Linked DNA regions of Homo sapiens: region 2 is linked to region 1. A link is a contact called in ENCODE Hi-C data. All regions are on one chromosome and are shown on one strand. Each heading gives the region's core, a stretch centred on a gene start or an enhancer-like site at or near the end of the contact. The rest is flanking DNA. Distances are from core to core; before and after follow the strand shown.

What was found. Hi-C counts contacts between places; a loop is a spot of excess contacts on that map. Pooled maps may share reads with other maps.
Region 2: a map of PC-3 shows a loop between it and region 1 (5-fold over the local background). The contact joins the promoter of KLHL13 here to the enhancer-like site in region 1. A Hi-C loop is called at or near these places in 2 of 168 maps with a recorded cell type or tissue (PC-3 and endothelial cell of hepatic sinusoid), 4 of 37 single-sample maps with no recorded cell type and 2 of 50 pooled maps.

Annotation. Positions count from the first base shown.
Region 1 is chrX:118,064,302-118,070,491 of GRCh38, reverse strand. All of the region lies in intron 1 of KLHL13 (kelch like family member 13), which reads left to right. Among named protein-coding and RNA genes, the nearest start is that of KLHL13, 49 kb to the left of the region's middle. Within about 2 kb of position 3,516, at least 2 of the 41 ENCODE cell types and tissues checked have a DNase peak (open chromatin) inside an H3K27ac peak, as active enhancers do; they include PC-3, where a contact is called at or near this core.
Region 2 is chrX:118,114,395-118,120,584 of GRCh38, reverse strand. It overlaps KLHL13 (kelch like family member 13), which reads left to right and starts at 3,775. Exons shown (of 8, transcript NM_001168302.2): 1 at 3,775-4,077.

The DNA.
Region 1 (6,190 bases), core at 2,267-4,766:
TCTCAACAACTAGTGAAAGGACTGAAAATTAGAGTATATTCTCTGGTTACTGTGCAATTATGCTAAAAATATGAAACAACTAAAAATAGCCATGTATGGATATTGAAAAACATTTTTAAACAACACATGGGGTGAAAGAAATCCTAATAGAAATGTAAACTACTTAAAACTGAGCAATAACAAACACTGCATAGCAAAACGTGTGAGGTGCAGCGTAAGCAAAACTTACAGGAAAATTTGTAGCCTTAAATGCTTACACAGCCTTCATCACTTAACGACAGGTATACATTCTGAGAAATGCATCCTTAGGCAATTTTGTCATTGTGTGAATATCATGGAGTGTACTTACACAAACGTATGTGGTATAGCCTACTACACACCTAGGCTATATGGTATAGCCTGTTGCTCACAGGCTACAAACCTGTAATGCATGTGACTGTACTGAATACTATAGGTAGTTGAAACATAATGATCTGTATTTGTGTATCTAAATATATCTAAGCATATAAAAGGTATGGTAAAATATGGTATAAAAGATAAAAAATGGTACACCTGCATAGGGCATTTATCATGAATGGAGCTTGCAGGACTGAAAGTTGTTATGGGTGTCAGTCAGTGAGAAGAGAATGTGAATGCCTAGGATATTATTGTACACTACTATAGACTTTATAAACACTATACATTTAGGCTTTACTAAATTTATAAAAAATATTTTTTCTTTGGTAATAAATTAGCCTTAACTTACTGTAACTTTTTACTTTGTACACTTTTTAATTTTTTAAAACTTTTTGCCTCTTTTGTAATAACACTTAGCTTGAAACAAAAACATATTGCACAGCTATACAAAAATTCTTTTTTTATATCCGTACATATATACATATAATTTCTTTATATAAGCATTTTTCTTTTTTCATGAACTGGAAGAATTAATATTGTTTTTTATTTGTATAAATGTAAGGGGTACAAGTTCAATTTTGGTACATGGGTATATTGTATAATGGTGAAGTCTTGGCTTTTACCATATATATGCCTTTTTCTATTTTTAAAATTGTTTTTTTTTTTTTTTTTTTTACATTTTAAACTTTTTTTTGTTAAAAACGAAGACACAAGCATATACATCAGCCTGGGCCTACACAGGGTTAGGATAATCAATTTCACTGCCTTCCACTTACACATCTTATCTCACTGGAAGGTCTTCAGGGCAATAACGTGCATGGAGCTGTCATTTCCTATGGTAACAATGCTTTTTTTCTGGAATACCTCCTGAAGGGATGTGCAGCTGCTCAGCTCAGCAAAGGCACCAACTCCCAAGGGGGCAATTTTCAGTTTCAGTTCAGGTGAGGGTGTGTGTGTGTGTGTGTGTGTGTGTGTGTGTGTGTGTGACTCTTCTGGATGGCCCTGTTTTCACCAGGATGCAGGGCTCCACCAAAGCGCTGTTTGCTCAGCAGCAGAGTGCAGATTCAGCTCAGGTCCCTAGGGGCAGGGTGCAGGCATGGCTGGGAGAAGATGGAGCTGTTCTGCCAAAGTATGGGTTCCCCAGGAGGGACTGCGCAGCCTCAACTCTGCCTGAGGGGATGGGGGAAGGAGTGGGTGGAGCAGTTCCACCATTTCTTGGCCCCACAGGGAAGGGACAGTTGTTCACAGCTGGACTTGAGGATATAGGGCCACTAAGCAGGGGTGGTTTGAGGGCAGTTTAGTCTCAGGGAAGAAGATGTGCTGTGACTACTCGTACTCATCCTGGGGCAAGACATACTCTAGCATTAGCTCTCAGTGCAGTAGCCCTGTGGGCCACTTGGGGTGGGGCACAGTGTTGGCTTCTTATCTGTGGGGGGAGCACAGCTTTGTGGTCTCTAGGCAGCTCCCTCAGCTGAGCTTAATGCTAGTGAGGACTGCAGGGGACCCCAGTAGTGAGGATTGTAGGTATCCAAAGGGTTGATGGGGGCTGCTGGGATCCTCTTGCCTACCTTTGCACCATAGAGAGAAGTTCCTTCTGGTTCCCAGGTTATCTCACATGGGGGATGGGGTGATGGAGTCCTAGTATTTCCTTCCGTTCTTTATGTGACTCTCCTGAGTTTCTGTGCTCACCAAGGTTTGTGTTACTCCTTTGACGCACCCTGGTGTTCTCCATTAGTTATTTTCATTAAAATATAGCTGTTTATTTGTTGTTTTGCTTGTCTTTATGGAAGGGAGGAGGGCTAGGGGCTTCTAGTCGGCCATCTTCCTCTCTACCCATTGTGCTTTTCTAGTGATACTGTTCTGAAGGCTGGATCCAACAGAAATTGTGTGTGTGCAGAGATGTGTAAATAAGAATGCGATATTATAGTCATGTGTCACATAACCTTTCGGCCAGTGATTAACTGCCTACGAAATTGTGGTCCCATATGATTATAACGGAGCTGAAAAATTCCTATTGCCTAGTGAAGTCAGATCCCTCCTAATGTTGTAGTGCAAAGCATTCTTCACGTGTTTGTGGTGATGCTGGTGTAAACGACCCCACTGTGCTGCTTCTAGTGGTATAAAGGTATAGCAATACTGTTATATATATAGTACATAATACTTGATAATAAATGACTGTGTTACTGGTTTATATATTTACTATACTTTCTATTGTTATTTTAGAGTATATTCCTTCTATGTATACAAAAACCTAACTGTAAACAGCTTCAGGCAGGTCCTTCGGAAGGTATTCCAGAAGAAGGCATTATCATCATAGGAGATGACAGCTCCATGCACGTTATTGCCCCTGAAGACCTTCCAGTGGGATGCGATGTGGAGGTGGAAGACAGTGGTATTTATGATCCTGACCCTGTGTAGGCCTATGTGCTTGTGTCTTAGTTAAAAAAAAGTTTAAAAAGTAAAATAAAAGTAAAAATTGAATAAGGATTATAGAATAAGGATATAAAGAAATACAATATTTTTTACAGCTGTATAATGTGTTTTAAGCTAAGTTATTACAAAAGAGGCAAAAAGTTAAAAAAAATTTAAAAGCATATAAAAAAAGTTACAGTAAGCTAAGGTTATTATTGAAGAAAGAGAAATTTTTTTATAAATTTAGTTTACCTAAGTGTACAGTGTTGATAAAGTCTACAACAGTATACAGTAATGTCCTAGGCCTTCACATTCACTTACCACTCACTTACTGACTCACTCAGAGCAACCAACTTCCAGTCCTGCAGGTTCCATTCATGCTAAGTGCCCTATACAGGTGTACCATTTTTTATCTTTTATACTGTATTTTTACTGCACCTTTTCTAAGTTTAGATATGCTTAGATACACAAATACTGACTATTATGTTACAGTTGCCTACAGTATTCAGTACAGTCACATGCATTAGAGGTTTGTAGCCTGTGAACAATAGGCTATACCGTATAACCTGGGTATATAATAGGCTATATCATCTAGGTTTGTGTAAGTGTATTCTATGATGTTTGCATAATGATGAAATCACCTAATGACACATTTCTGAGTACCTATCCCCATTGTTAAGTGATGCATGACTGTACTTACAATGAGAAACTATTGGAAACTCTCTATGTATATACCAATGGGAAGAATAAAGAATTGTCTCATTGTGTTCATGGGCACGTACCTTAATGACTAATGATTTTGAGCATCTTTCCATATATTTATTTGTTATTCCATATATCTTTGAGTATGTGTTCAGATTTTTGCCCATTAAGGAAAAAAACTAGATTTTCTTTCATTGTAGAGTTGTAATTTTTTTATTGATTCTGGATGTAAATCTTTCATCAGATGTGTGGGTTGCAATTTTTCTTCCTGGTTTGTGGTTTGTCCTTTCATTTTCTTGGTAGTCTTTCTCAGAACAAAATATTGTAATTTGATAAAGATCATTTTGTCAGGTTTCTCTTTCGTAGATCATGTTTTTCATAGCTACAAGATCTTTGCCTAACCTAAAATCCTGAAGATTTTCTTCTATCTTTTCTTCCAGAAGTTGTATATTTTTGGGTTTTATATTTAGATCTGTGATCCACTTTGAGTTAACTTAAAGCAAATAAGATTTATTTGCTAGGAATACTTTTATTTGTTTAACTCATAAAATAAATATGTTATGAAAATGTGTTACTAGGAGTTATTGCCTCCAGTTGGTATTTTGGAAGCATGGGATTGTTAGTGACATTTAAGCTCTTTTGACCCTGGCCAGAAGTTAGAACTATAGTTGATTTCATAATTTAGTGACTTAAAAGTGTGTAGTATCTGGAGCAAATCGTTTCATGAAAGAATACTTACCAATATTTATTTTTACTATTTTACCCCTGTAGTTCTGTTTCATTAAAAATAAACACTTGTCCTGACCCACTAAACAGATTTCATGTCTCATGACTGGTTCCAGATAATTTAAAAAGCATACTGGCTTAACTATCTTCCTGAATTGGAACTCACAATCTTCACCACCTCCACTACTAAATAAATATTACCTGTCATTACCCTTTTCTGTCTGCTTTGTAACAATTCTACTTGGTTTTTCTCTAAGCACAGTTTAATTTTTGTTATGACTTTACAAATTTTTAGATAATATACTATCAGCTATGTTGTCAGAAAAAAAACAGTAAATGGAGTAATAGAAGGAACTTATTGTGATACTGTAGAATTTTAGTATCTATTAAAATAGCGATGTCCAGCCCTGGAGGAGCTATAACTCTTCCGTATTTGTGTTTCATTACCTATTCCTGTCTTAGTTGAGTTTCTTTTACTTCTATGTAGCAGAAACACACTGGAGCTTGCTCTAGCCTAATGGAGCCTAGGGAGGCCAAGGGCAGGAAGCTAGAAGGGCTCAGTAACTTTGGAAGCTATTCTTGCTTCTTGTATCATTTGTGTTCCAGGCTACGTTGGCTCTGTTTCTTTTTATGTGAGTCCTTTACACCTCTGTCTTTCTGAAGACTGGCTTTCTCTGATTTCTCTGTGCATATGACTGCCCTGAGACCCTGGGATTACTTCTGGCCAGACTAGAATTGCTCTGCTCCAATTCCCAGGAGAGATAGTATATATAATTAGTTTAGGACAAGTTCCACTTCTGGTCTAATCAGCATGGCCCAAAGGTAGTTAGATTGGAAAGAACAACCCATGTTTGCCTTGTGGGTAGATGGTATGCAGTTCTCAGAGACTGAGAAGGGTGCTGGGTCTACTGCAAGTTCACAAAATGCTGGTTGGTATACATTTACCTTTTAAAATGAATTTTAATTAATTTGGTTTTCAGAATGTAGAAGTTTATAAAAAGTTCATTGTATATTAAAAAAGACTGAGTTAAGGATTACAAAACTAGAAAAGTCACACTGACATCAAAGGATGACTATTCTTTTATTACTTTCATGTTAAAAATAATTAAGCTTATATAACAAATTTAGTCAAATATATTGACCACAGAGTACTCTTTATTTTCAAAGGTGGTAGTCATCCACATAGTGAACGTCTTGTCGATCCAGCAGTTGAAGGTGTTATAGGCTAAAGAAAATTAATATTTAAAATATTAGACATGCATTACAAATTTACCTCTGAAGAGTTTTCATTTAGATATATTAAAATTCCAAGTTGTAGGGAAGGGAAGATATGAGACCCAACATTTATTGTGTTTCTGCCTAGTCAGTCAGTTAACATATTTTATTTCATTCAGACCTTATAGCCACCCTTTGAGAAGTAGGCGTTGTTATCCTAGAAGCAGTGAAGAAATTAAAACACACAGAAAACAGCTAGCAAATATGTAGTGAGGCTAGCATTTAAGCTCAAGTCTGTGTGACTCTACAGTTTCTTCTCTCTTCACTCTACTGTTTGGGGGTATGAAAGTATATTTATTAAACTTTTCTAAAAGAGGCTATAAGTAGGACTATACAGAAGCTATTCAGTTCATTTTCTTGTCTGTGTGCTTAAGACAGTCTCAGTGTCAAACATATGATAATCATTTCTCCATATCTGGAGCAAAAAGAGAGTCATGTCAGTTACCTAATGTTAGTCACTTAAGCACATGGATTTTTTAGAGGTCATTACAGTGATAAATCAATATTTTAAAATAGCAGTGGCTTCTTCAGTTTGGAGAGAAATGTTTTTTAACCTTATATTCTAAACCTTAATGCATGCTAAATTGGGAATTGGAGGGAAAAAGGGAAAGCTGACCTTTCTTTTTTAGTCTGAACAAACAAGAAGAGGAAAGCAAAGACTGGCTAAATAGTATAAGGC
Region 2 (6,190 bases), core at 2,526-5,025, 50 kb before region 1:
AATTGAAATCAGGTAGTATTATCCCCCTAATGCTCTTTGTAAAAGTTGTTTTGGCTATTTTATTCAATTTCCATATGAACTTTAGAATCAGCTTGTCAATTTCTACAGAAAAAGCCAGCTAGGACTTTGATCGGGGTTGTGCTGTAACTATAAATCAATTAGGAGTGAATTGACATCTTAATGATATCAATTCTTCTGCCCTATGAATACAGTATATTTCTACATTTATTTAAGCCTAAAGTTTTCAGGACAGGTCTTACACATCTTTAATCAGATTTATCTCTAACTTCTAAAGCAAGACCCTTCTGTGTATGCTACCCAAAGCCCTGTGAGGGTTTTTTTTTTTATAATAGATTCCATTCAATAATAGGCTCCATTCAATAATTGATGAGATGAGTGTTTTGAGGAAATGCAAATTTACCAGAGAGACAAAATGTATCCTAAATAGTTTTCAATTTGTTTTTTAGTCAGAATTAATGCAGTTGAAATCTTTTAGTTTCACATTAGGCACACAGCAAGCTTGCAAATGCTTTTAGACCGATTAGGGATCAGCTACCAGCTCTGTGTACTTTGGTGTGTGTGTGTGTGTGTGTGTGTGTGTGTGTATGTATGTTATGTGTGTGCCCACATCTGCCTGTATGGTCTCTTAGTTAATTTTTATAATTGTATAATTAATTGGTGCTGTCAAATCTTTGGGGCATGGTAGGGAGAATTCTAAGATGGTCCTAAGATTCTTGTCTTCTGTTATACATTCTCCACTTAGGTATGGTTGGGACCTGTGAATATGCTGGGCTATCACTCTTGTGATTAGGTTACATTATGTGGCAAAGGTGAAGAGATTTTGCAGATGTAATCAAGGCACACAGTTAATTTTTGAGTTAATCAAAGGGGTGATAATCTTGGGTGGGCCTGACTTAATCTGGTAAAAGACCTTAAAAGAGGCACTGGACCCCTCCTGAGGAGAAAGAAGTTTTTCTGTTGGCCTTGGCTAAGTAGAACAACCATGTTGTCAACTGCTAATGGAGAGGGGCTGCCTCTAGATCCAGTAAATGCTACGGGTCTTAATTCTGTAACTGCAAGGAACTGAATTTGGCCAACAATCTGAATGAGTTTGGAAGAAGATTCTGAGTTGCACATGAGAACACAGCCCAGCCAAAAACTTGATTGCAGCCTTGTGAGACCCTGAGCAGTGCTCCAAGCTAAACCATACCTGGACTCCTGACACGTGGAAACAGATAATTAATGTGTGTGTTTTTAGCAATGAACAATAACTAAGTCAGCGGATACTCTAGCTGGCATTTGAAATGCTTCCCATTATGTTCGTTTGCTAGACCTGCCATAACAAAGTATAACACCATAGACTGGGTAACTTAAACAACAGAAATTTATTTTCTTGTAATTCTGGAAGATCAAGGTGTAGGTAAGTTTGGTTTCTTCTGAAGCCCCATCTTGTCTTGCAAGTGGTTGCCTTCTCACTGCATCCTCACATGGTCCTTCCTCTATGTGCATATATGTCTAAGTCCTAAACTCTTCTTAAAAGGACACCAGTCATATTGGATTCGGGCCCATCTTAGAGACATTACTTTAACTGAATTACCTCTTTAAAGACCTTTTCTCCAAATGCAACATACTCTCCCATGTGTTATCTTATTTGAAACCCAAAACAATGCTGTGGGGCATATCAGACCAGTATTATTTTGCTCCCCACTGGAAATTTGGGAAAACACTCTCAGAGCACTAACTTAATGTCACATAGCACATAAATTGTCTTCTGACTCTGAGTCTAGTGCTCTATCCAGTAGATTAAGTATTCAGATAAAGCATCCGAACCCAAACAGCAATGGACTTCTATTGGATAAGCATATTTGTAATATCTTATTGCCAGTTCTTTTTCTTTTTTCTTTTTTTTTAAACTGAGAATCTGTGCAAGCTACTGGCAGTTCAAATGCAGATCCTGCAGTTGCCCCCATCTCAACACCCTTGCTATGAGGGTTTTCTCTTTGTGTAGATAAGGGCTGCTTGGCCCACACTGGATTATCCCATTTTTACTGGCATTTCTGTGGGAGAAACTTATTATAAAGTAACCCCACTTGAACCTTTTTATGGCAGGACAAAGCAGTGACTCGAGTGTACACCAGCTCAGTTTGTACTTATTTTTTTTTTAACCTGTGTGCCAGGTTTTTGATACATGCTAAAAGTGATTGTTTGGAATATATCACCTCAGTGAGATTGTAAACTTCTGTACAAGGTGCTTTCTACCCAATAAGCATTTAGTGTGTAAGGTAGGTATACAATAATTATTGAATAAGCATAGTGGAGAAGCCAGTGGAAGCATTCCTGTTAACAAAGGGGAATTGGGTTCAATACACTTGCACGTAAAAGGTAATAATGCAAATTCTATGTATATTTGGAGTTCTTTGATTATTTGGTAAAGTCCAACAATGTGGTATTATCTTTAGTTCTAGCAAGTTTTTGAGTAGCTGATTATTCTCAAATTTACCTAAAACCTACTACTAGAATTTCAGTGTATGTAAGTTGAAATACAAAGTCAGCAATGTTGAAGATCTCAGATCCCAGAGGGAGAAATCCTAGAAAACATAAAGATTCCACACTCACCGCATCACTTCCTTAAGAAGAAGAAGAAGAAAAAAACAGCCAAAGAAAAAAAATCACAATAGTGATTAAACTGGTTGCTAAGAGCAAACTCCCTTTATTTTCCCAAGGAGGAGTCTGGAATTATAAGTAGAAAGGGCAAAGGAATAGGTGTAAGAAGGTGGCCCCAGGCTGTAACCGTCAAGAAGGCAAAGAATGAATAGAAGACAAGCAAGGGGAAAAACAGGCTTGACTGGGGTTTTTTTTGGGGGCTAGGCTGATAGAGCAGAATCAAGATTCTGACTTAGAAGAGCAGTCCCACCAGAGTTTGGAAGCAGTTTGCATAGTGGTTAAGAGCCTGGGTACCAGAATCACACCGCTTGGGATCCTGAGTCCCGCTCTGCCACTTACTATTTATGTAACCTCTGGCAACTTGGTTAACCTATACACCTCAGTTTTGTCACTTGTAAAATGGAGACAATAGTGTGTAACTTGTAGAGTAGCTGTGAATTAGGTAAGTTGATGCTTCAGTGCTTGGTTCATAGCAGACGCTCAGTAAAATGTTAAACTGTTATTTGTAGTTTTTATCCTTCCTCTTTCTTAATGTTGTGTACTGCAGCAGGGAGGGGGAGGGATGAAGCGCTTATCCCACTAGAAGAGTGATATTTGTGTGAGAGCCTGGGTCAGGCTTATTTTGAGACGTGGGCCCCACTGAGGTGAGGTGGCACCGCTTCCAGGGCACACCCTTTGCTCGGGCCCCGCCGTGACTATGAGGAGGCCGAGGCCACGGCTGGCAGAATGCACGGGTGGACCTCCTTGGAGTGGCTAACCCGGGGCGGCTGCACTGTTGTCCCTGGATACTTGACACTTTTCACTTTTTCTGCCTCCCGGCACTAGAATCCATGTGGGCTCACACCAGAGCCTCCCGGTTTCCGAGGCGTGAGGGCCACTTAGCGGTCATTCAGCTTCAGGGTCCGGCCCTGTCACGCTTTCGCTACAGCCTGGGAGTTCCGTTCGGACCCCACACACCGTCCTAGCCCCGGCTCCCCGCCACCCTGCCTCCCGCGCAGGCGCCGCCGGGGCCACCCCCGCCGCCATGTTTCCCCCGCCCGCGCGCTCCCCCCCCCACTGCCCCCTCCCTCCCCAACTGGGTTCCCGCCCCCCTCCCTCAGCAGCCCCCCCACACCCTGGTGAGGTCAGGCGGAGGCTCTGCCGCTGCGGCCGCAGTAGCTCAGCTCCTATTCCTGGGAAGCCTGGAACGGGGACTTTTGAAAATAACTGCAGCGGCATTCGGGTTAGGGTCCGTGCTCTCCGCCTGCGCCAGGACAGGGTGAAGTGGTCGGGGCGAGCAGAGGGTGCGAAGGTGCGGGTGCTGGTGCCTCGCAGCAGGAGGGAGCCCCGGCTGCGCCGCGCGACTCCCTCTTTGGCCCTCGGAGCGCAGCACCCGGCGGACAAGCGGCGGGACGCCAGGACGCGGCGAGCAAGGTGAGGCAGGGTCCTGAAGTCACAGGGGCTCCAGCAGCCGCTTCCCTGCCTTCGGACCCGGCGCTGCGCGGTGCGCGGCGAGGAGTTGCGATCTGTACCAGGGGCAGAGGAGCAGAGGAGCAGGGAAACAGCTTCATTTTGCCCGCCGCCCCCTCTTTTTCTCCCGCGTGCTGGTGCGCGCCCTCATCCTTACACCTTCGCATCCCTTTCTGCCGGTCCCTCTGGCTCCGTCGGACGCCTGGGTTCTTCTAGGACCCCAGAACCCGGCTTTCCTGTGCTTCTTTGTCATCTCTCCAAGATCTTCTCCTCTGGGCCTCGCTGTTGCTGCCCTGACGGTCTGGGGTCCCGCTGCCCGCCCCGGCCCTACTGTCTCTTGCCCTCTAACAGTTTCTGCTTTGTGCCTCCTAATCCATCTCTCCTTCAGAATCTTCTAACTTAGGAGGCTCCTCTGCTGGCTCCCAAGTCAGGAGCACACTCCTCTTCTTCCTCGAAGCTTTTAACTTAGCTCTGAATGTCTTCAGCTCTGAATATTTTGACTTTTTTGTTTGTTTGTTTGTTTAATTACAGTTGACTAATGATTTTCTTGGAGGCTTATAGTCTAGGCTACAGTTTACTGAAAGTGATGAGATCATTCCTTCACTAAATAGCCTTAGTAAATATCAACTAGGGAACTTTAAAGTTTCTTTCTAGGTTTCATTAACTTAGTCCAAGAACAATAGCCACTTAAAATGTATGTATATATGTTGGTACGCAATCTTCGTACATGGTCCTAAATCTGATTCTTCCCTGGCTGCTGAGCAGGCCTGAGAGAGAGGATTGGTGGGAATTGTGATGCCTGGCTCCATTTCTCTAATTGTAAACTAGGATGTTAATCGTTTTAATGTAGTCAGAGGACTTTAGTGGTTTGGGATAAAGTCGCTCAAGTTAGCATAGGCTGGTAACTAAGCACATTGAATGGAGACTAAGAGACGCTGGGATTTAAAACTGTCTCTGGAGGGCACCTGCTTTCTTTTTTTTGAAGCCACAGTTTCTTAACAGTAGATTTCATGTTTGTATAAACCCTCTAAAAGCAGCATATTTTAAAACCACGTAGTTACAAAAAAGACTACTCACTCTTAGCGATATCGCTTTCTCCCCATGTAGTTGTGGTGTTAGCTCCCATACTGAGGTTCATTTGCTCACTTTCATACTGCAATTAGTGTGTGAAGAAAGCTGAATGGAGAAGCACAAAGTGGAGGCAAATACCAGTGAACAAGCACATGCTGACATACGCAGCTGTGTTTTTGGAAATAGACTGTATCTAGTGTTCAAATTTAAAAACTGAGAAAAATGAAATAATTCAGCATTTATGACATCATTTTACATCTAAAAATATTAGCTCCCTTAACTGCAAGTTCTTATTAATATCCTCATACTTAACGGTAAAAGAGTTGTTTGCCTGATGTATGACCAAGTGTTGCCATTGACACAGTGTGCACTAATTGGCAGCAATCTCAGAAGAAACCAGGTTGTGAATGAAGATAATGGCTAAATTTCACTGTCCTGGTAGCACGTCTTATGGCAGTGAGATGAGAGTAGTTTCTGCTGCAACATCAAATGATGTATTTAAAAAACAGATAAATAAGAGCTTCAATTATTAAAAAGCCCAAGGTTTTCAATCTGCCATTTTTATAAGCACACTTCAAAAAGTGTAGTGTGATTATATAAGGCTCAGTTGATGTTCTGAAGAAAGTAGTTTTCACAAGAAAAGTAAGGCCTATTGCTTATCAATTTAGTTAGATAACTTGCAGATGATTTGTAGTTTCCCAATTGATTTGGTAAATTCCTGAGTTTACTTGAGGTTTATTAAAAAATGGAATGTAGTAGGGAAAGGGTACTTATTCTAATAGGCCCACTTTCTAAGTCTGTAATTTTCTTAGCAAACTATTCTCAAAATACATAAAAACTTACAACTTTTTCAAGGAAAAGAGTTTATACTATTTTCTTACTTTTTTCTTTTCATGCTTATTATTGATACAAAATCTAAGCTAAGATTGCTGCTAATGTGATTGCATAGTAAGACTATTTATATTTGCCAGGAAAAGAATAAAGGTGGATGAGTTAGCCATAAGCA